Regions from separate parts of the Homo sapiens genome. Here region 1 is linked to region 2. The links are chromatin loops, found by intact Hi-C in ENCODE. Cell type or tissue: dorsolateral prefrontal cortex. All regions are shown on one strand. Each heading gives the region's core, and the rest is flanking DNA. Links, peaks and the distances in the headings are about the cores only. Region 1 has its middle 7.2 kb from the start of SYNDIG1. Region 2 has its middle 90 kb from the start of SYNDIG1.

Region 1 (2,912 bases), core at 206-2,705, 82 kb after region 2:
CTGTCAGCATGCTGAGCATGGACTTCCCAGCCTCCAGAATTATGAGAAATAAATGTATACTGTTTTTTAAGAATGTATTTTTCTACTTGTTTGCTTTTGGGGAGTCTAAACAGTTTCTTGACAGGACAAAGTACATTATTATTAGAGATAATGCAAGTTATTAATTACCAAATATATTTGTATAGAAAGAAAAAAGACACAAAATATCTATGAATTGTAAGAAATAAGCACTGTTGCAGTACAAATATCCCAAAACATTCATGTGGTGCCATGTGCAGCTCTCCGAAGCTCTTCAGCTCTAACCTGGAACAGCCGTGCTCAGGGTGATGCTGCTGGGAGTCTGGAGATAGATGAAGACACTCCCCCCACACCCGCCTTCATACTCGCACATGCACCTGCACACTGGGACACACACTTGTGCAACACATGTAGTCCTTACACTGGAAAAGCCTCCAGTCCAGTAAGTGAAGCACAAAAGGTGAATAAATAACAAAGCTCCAGACAGGAGAGGGTGCAGCCCACAGAGAGGGGGGCAGGCCCGCTGTCATGTTCCCAGGAAGTGGGATGTAGTCAATGGATCTTCCTTCCAGGGTGGGCTAGCTTTGCAGCCAGGAAAGGGGGATAGGAAATGGGGATTCAAGGGGCCACCCTAACAGAGAGTCATGGCCCATGCCTTCAGGTGTTTGCATTGCAAAGAGTGTGAGAAACATCAGTGTGACTATTTCAAAGCAAGTGAAGAATCATCAAGGCTCATCACCATTCTCTGCAGTCTGGGGAAGATCACTCACAGCTTACCTATACCAATCCGATTCTATCACTCTATTCACAGGTTGCTTGCAGCCCAGGATGAAGCCCAATCTCCTAAAACCTGGTGTGAGGCCTTTAGTGATGAGACCACTACCCATCTTTCTGGCCTCACCTTACGCATCCTACACTCTGGTGCTCCATGCTTCTTCAAACTCAAAAATCAGAAAGAGCAACACTGCCCCTAGGAGCACCGCCTTCCCCCACCCCCAGGGTCACAAGCACCCACACACAGGCCACCCCTGCTCCTCAGGTCTCAGCAATCTTGATTACTCCCTGTCTTCATGGGGCCCCCTCCCTCTCTGCTCCCCCAGGAGCCCTTCCTCTCCCCTTTGGAGCAGTCATCACTCTGCATAATCACTGCTGTTTACTTGTCCTTTTGGGCAGGGCCATACCTGCCAGGCTCACCTGCTCCTGTGCCCCCAACAGCTGCTCTGTATCTGTCCAGTAGCAGACACCAACAAACACTCGCCAAGCCAACTGACAAACACAGAGGCAAGGAAAGAATACATCTGGGGACTGGGCCTCCCAAAGTGTGACTCTACCACTGTGGATACAACAGCTTCTTCGTTATTGGTTAAATCACTTTGTTTTGCTATTTTTTTCGCCATGGCTGCGGGTGAGAAAAGCTTTATGTACATTTGACAAGGTCTATCTTAGCTGATGAGTCCTCTTTCAATCAATTCTGTATTTTCAGGTGGCTCTTGAACAGAAGGAACTCTTCTTTATGCTGCTGGCCAGGGCAAATGTGTCCTGTACCCCCAAATTGGATAGATGATGTGAGGCCATGCTTAATACATGCTATGGGAGGAGACCCTTGTGGGACCTGGGTGCCTGATAGCAAGCAAACTGCATTAAAGGAATGCCCCTAAGGACCAGCTGCCATGCCAGCTGTGCAGAAGCAAAATAAGGGTTCTTTGTGGGCCAGTGCTGATCTGCATGACAACTGCCCAGGGAACAGAAGCCAGCATGCTGCAGAGAGTTGCCTTTGGTTCAGGCACTCGCCTGAGTAAGTTCCTTTGTTTAAAGGCATTCTTTTCTTAAAATATGAATGATAAACAGAGAATCACAAAAATGAAATTGCTTACCTTTGTGTTTCCTTCCTCCAGTTTCACATGCTGCAGAATTACACAAGTGGTTATTTTTGCAAAAGAATTTTTTTCGCTCGCAGAAAAAAAGCAAATGCAGCAAGAAATATGTCTTCTTGAGCCAAAAAATGGGTTCTTAGGCCTTTTAGAAAGTGCCAGCAACCATGCTAATAATTAATGACGTTTAAATGCTTAGTTCTGCACCAGCAATATTTTCAAGAATCCCAACCTCTTAGTTTTTCTTGATGCTAGAGCTACACTTGTACAGCAAAAAAAAAAAAATACAGTCTTCCTTTATCTTAGTAAAGAGGTGCATTGCACTGTTCGCTTGGTGCCTAGATTGAAGTCGATGTCTGTATCCATTTTTGGAAGCTCGAGTTTTTGAGCATATGCTACAAATTCTGGCCTCACAGGTCATCCTGTAGCAAAGTTTTGTAAAGCTAAGATTTTTCTTTCTCTTTTCTTTTTTTTCCCCTAATCTCTAATGGTCCTGAGAACAAGCATGTTTTCCAGCTTTCAGCTGAACTACAATTTTCTTAAAGATACTGAAGATTATGATACCACATTCAGTCATAATAATAGGTATGTATTATGGGATAATTAACTGAATCATAGAAATTATTAACTAGATAAAATTCAAAGAGAAGCCATCTGCTCAGGCAGGACAGGGGTGAGGCAGGTTTCTGGGGGACATGAGGACAGCCACTTTGTTGACACAAGGAGGATGCAGGCTCTGGTGTGGACAGGCTGGGTCATTACCCATGATAGCCAGAAATGCCCAGGAGAATGTAAGGCCAAGTCTGTGTTCAGGTCAAGTGACAATCTAAGAACAAGAAGTGGAAGACTGAGGTCAGGAGAGAGCAGAACAACTGCAGGGCCAGCCATACAGGACAACAAAAGAAAGAGCCGCCACGTCCTTATGGGCATGTGGGGGGCTTGAACTTAGTGTTCTGTCTTACCTGATTTCTGGCTGTCCGTTGTGTGAATGGGCTGCTCACTGGTGATGGTTTAGGATCTCTC
Region 2 (2,912 bases), core at 296-2,795:
GTGTGTGTATATATACAGTGTTTATATTTGTACATATATATTTGTGTGTGTATATGTGTGTGTATATATGTGTGTATATTTGTGTGTATAGAAATGTGTGTGTATATGTGTGGGTGTGCGTGTATGTATATATATATATATATAGCATGTATATTTGTGGGTATATATATCTATGTGTGTGTAGTATATTTGTGTGTATATGTGTGTGTGTGTATGTGTGTGTGCATGTGCATTTGAACTGACAACTCCCCGGCCCAGCAGCAAGGCCCCTATGCAGACCTCCCCATCGCACAAGCAGTCCTGTGTTTGCAGATTACCCCCAGTTGCCCTGAGCTCTGAGCTCCATGTGCCGCCAGCTGCTCACAGGCAGACAGCTAAATGATGAGACTGGAGTCCCATCCCAACTCTGGTGCCATCTGATCCCACATTATTATTCTAATTCTGGGTTAATTTTGGTGCCTGACTTTTTAAATTATTATTATTGTCCTAATTATTTCCTTGAGAGTTCAACTCTTTACTGCTTGACTTTTATAAAGAAATTATATTCAGCCTCAAATTATAGCATTTGTAAATAAATGAATTTTAACTTAATATATGTGAGCTACAATTAGTCACATTTTCCAGAGGAACCTATGCCAAATATCTGTTTTATAGGAATATTGTGTCACGAATTTCTCTCCTAATTATGGTTCTGTCTCTCTCTTAACCATTTCCCACCCCACTTTCTAGCTGTCTTTCCACCACCTTCCTCCCCTTCTTTTCTTCACAGCGTGTAATCTCACTTCAAGGTCTGTCACTTCTCCTTTCTCAGAAGCCTCTCTGAGTTTTACAGCCTCTCCTTACCTCCCCGCCTCTCCCTGGACCTCTCCCTCTGTCCAACACCATTCTCCTGGACTCAGTTACTTCCCTTCTTGCCTCTTGCCAAACTCTCTGCTATTTTTCTTTTGCCAGCATATTCTTAGCCTATTTTCTGCCCCCAAATTATACATTCTCTCTCATTCCCTCTTGATATCTTGACCTGAGTTTAACTTCCATTTTACGGGTGATGAAAGTGAACTGAATGTTAAGTGCTTTAGAGGTGACTCATTGTTTTGGCTAAAGTAGCTTTTGGTCCAGACATTAACATGTATGATAAAGACTTTCTGGGGATTCATCCCAACATTCCCACTCATCAGAAAAGCTGGGCTGTGGGATGCTGGAGACAAGCCGCAGCTCAGCAGAAGGCAAAGACAAGGCTGCCGGGCTGTGGAATCCATGCCCTGGGAGTGGCTGCTGGGCAGGCTTCCATGCAGCTCTGGTGAAACAACACATAGAGACTGTGTGGCTCCAGCTCCCCTCGGTCCCCTGAGGATGCACTGACCTGCTGCAAATAAAATGACATCCTCCAAGCCCAATTTAAGATTACAGCTTCCAAACCCATCCTGAAATTTCTCCAGATGTCCTTCTTATTCATTTGCCCTCCTGCTCCAGGGAACATCATTTTGGTTCCAGGACTTGAACTATTCATTGAGCACAGGCAACCAAAGCAAACATGGACAAATGGGATCACATCAAGTTACAAAGCTTCTGCACAGCAAAGGAAGCAGTCAACAAAGTGAAGAGACAACCCACAGAATAGGAGAAAAAATTTTGCAGACCACCCATCTGACAAGGTATTAATAACCAGAATATAGAAGGAGCTCAAACAACTCCACAGGAAAAAACCTAATAATCTGATCATAAAATGGCAAAATATCTGAATATATATTTCTCAGGAGAAGACATACAAATGGCAAACAGGCATTTGAGAAGGCACTCAACATCATTGATAAACAGAGAAATGCAAATCAAAACTACAATGAGGTATTATCTCCCTCCAGTTAAAATGGCCTCTATCCAAAAGACAGGCAATAACAAATGCTGATGAGGATGTGAAGAAAAGTGAACCCTTGTACGCTATTGGTGGGAATGTAAATTAGTACAATCACTATGGAGGACAGTTTGGAGACTCCTCAAAAAACTGCAAATAGAGCCACCATATGATCCAGCAATCCCACTGGTAGGTGTATGCCCAAAAGAAATTGAAGGTGTAAGCTTGGACCATGCACCTGACTTAGACCTTGGCATCAGCCTTCATCATTCTTTGTTTTCTGCCCCAGATTCATTCTACAACTTTTTCTGCCACGCTGTGTGCTCGAGGAGGATACATGCAGACCACGAGGCTAACTCCAGACTTGCAGGTTTCTGGTTAGGTCTGACCAATAGGCACCAGAAGAGCACTGGAGAGCAAGAGTAGAGAGAAACCAGGTGTTTCTTCCTGAATACTTCCCCGTCCCAGTACCTTGTCCTGATGGTGACTGTGTCATCTGCACATGCAGCTCCCACTGGATGACCTTTTCCACAGCTCACAGCTCACCAGGCTACAGTAAACTTCTCTCACTTTCTGTTCACGAGGCCTTAAGGACAGTAACATAACCTCCTGTCGCTGCTGGCTGCAGGTGCTTAACCACACCTGATTTTCTTCCATAACGCTGTTCCTTACCTCTAAATGGTCCTTTCACTAAAGTCTCTTCATTTAAACCAACTGGGCGAACTCTGTATTGTTCCCTAAACCTTTCCAGCTTCCTGCTACCATCACACCTAACTTTCTATGGGAAGAAGCCCACTGTGCATTAGGCTGTAGCCCTGGGGGGCCACTCACGTCAGGTCCCTTGCATTAATTCCTCTCCATCTGGCAGTGAAAGAAGTGAGAAAGAGGTGCTCTCTTCTTGACCTAAGAAACATGGAATCTTGGGTACTTCAGGTAAGGGTAGCTCTCTATCTGCAACTTCCAATTCAATTTGGACTTTAGATCCCATCTCACTGATTTAGCTGGAAACACATCTCATTAAGTCTTAGAGTGTTACCAATGGGAATTCATCGTGTTTCCAAGC

What was found. Hi-C counts contacts between places; a loop is a spot of excess contacts. Peaks named below come from ENCODE experiments on the same cell type or tissue, not always from the same donor. Only the 100,000 strongest peaks of a DNase experiment are listed, where the experiment ranks them.
Region 1: it touches region 2 in a loop (2.6-fold over the local background); 7 of 110 quality-filtered maps call a loop at or near these places.

What each region holds. Positions count from the first base shown.
Region 1 is chr20:24,460,926-24,463,837 of GRCh38, forward strand. No RefSeq gene overlaps it. Among named protein-coding and RNA genes, the nearest start is that of SYNDIG1, 7.2 kb to the right of the region's middle. RefSeq lists an enhancer at 236-1,143. In dorsolateral prefrontal cortex, for the core only: no CTCF peak of the experiment used is centred there; a DNase peak (open chromatin) is centred at 1,736; H3K4me3 peaks cover 592 bases; H3K27ac peaks cover 2,500 bases.
Region 2 is chr20:24,378,525-24,381,436 of GRCh38, forward strand. No RefSeq gene overlaps it. Among named protein-coding and RNA genes, the nearest start is that of SYNDIG1, 90 kb to the right of the region's middle. In dorsolateral prefrontal cortex, for the core only: no CTCF peak of the experiment used is centred there; a DNase peak (open chromatin) is centred at 1,274; H3K4me3 peaks cover 809 bases.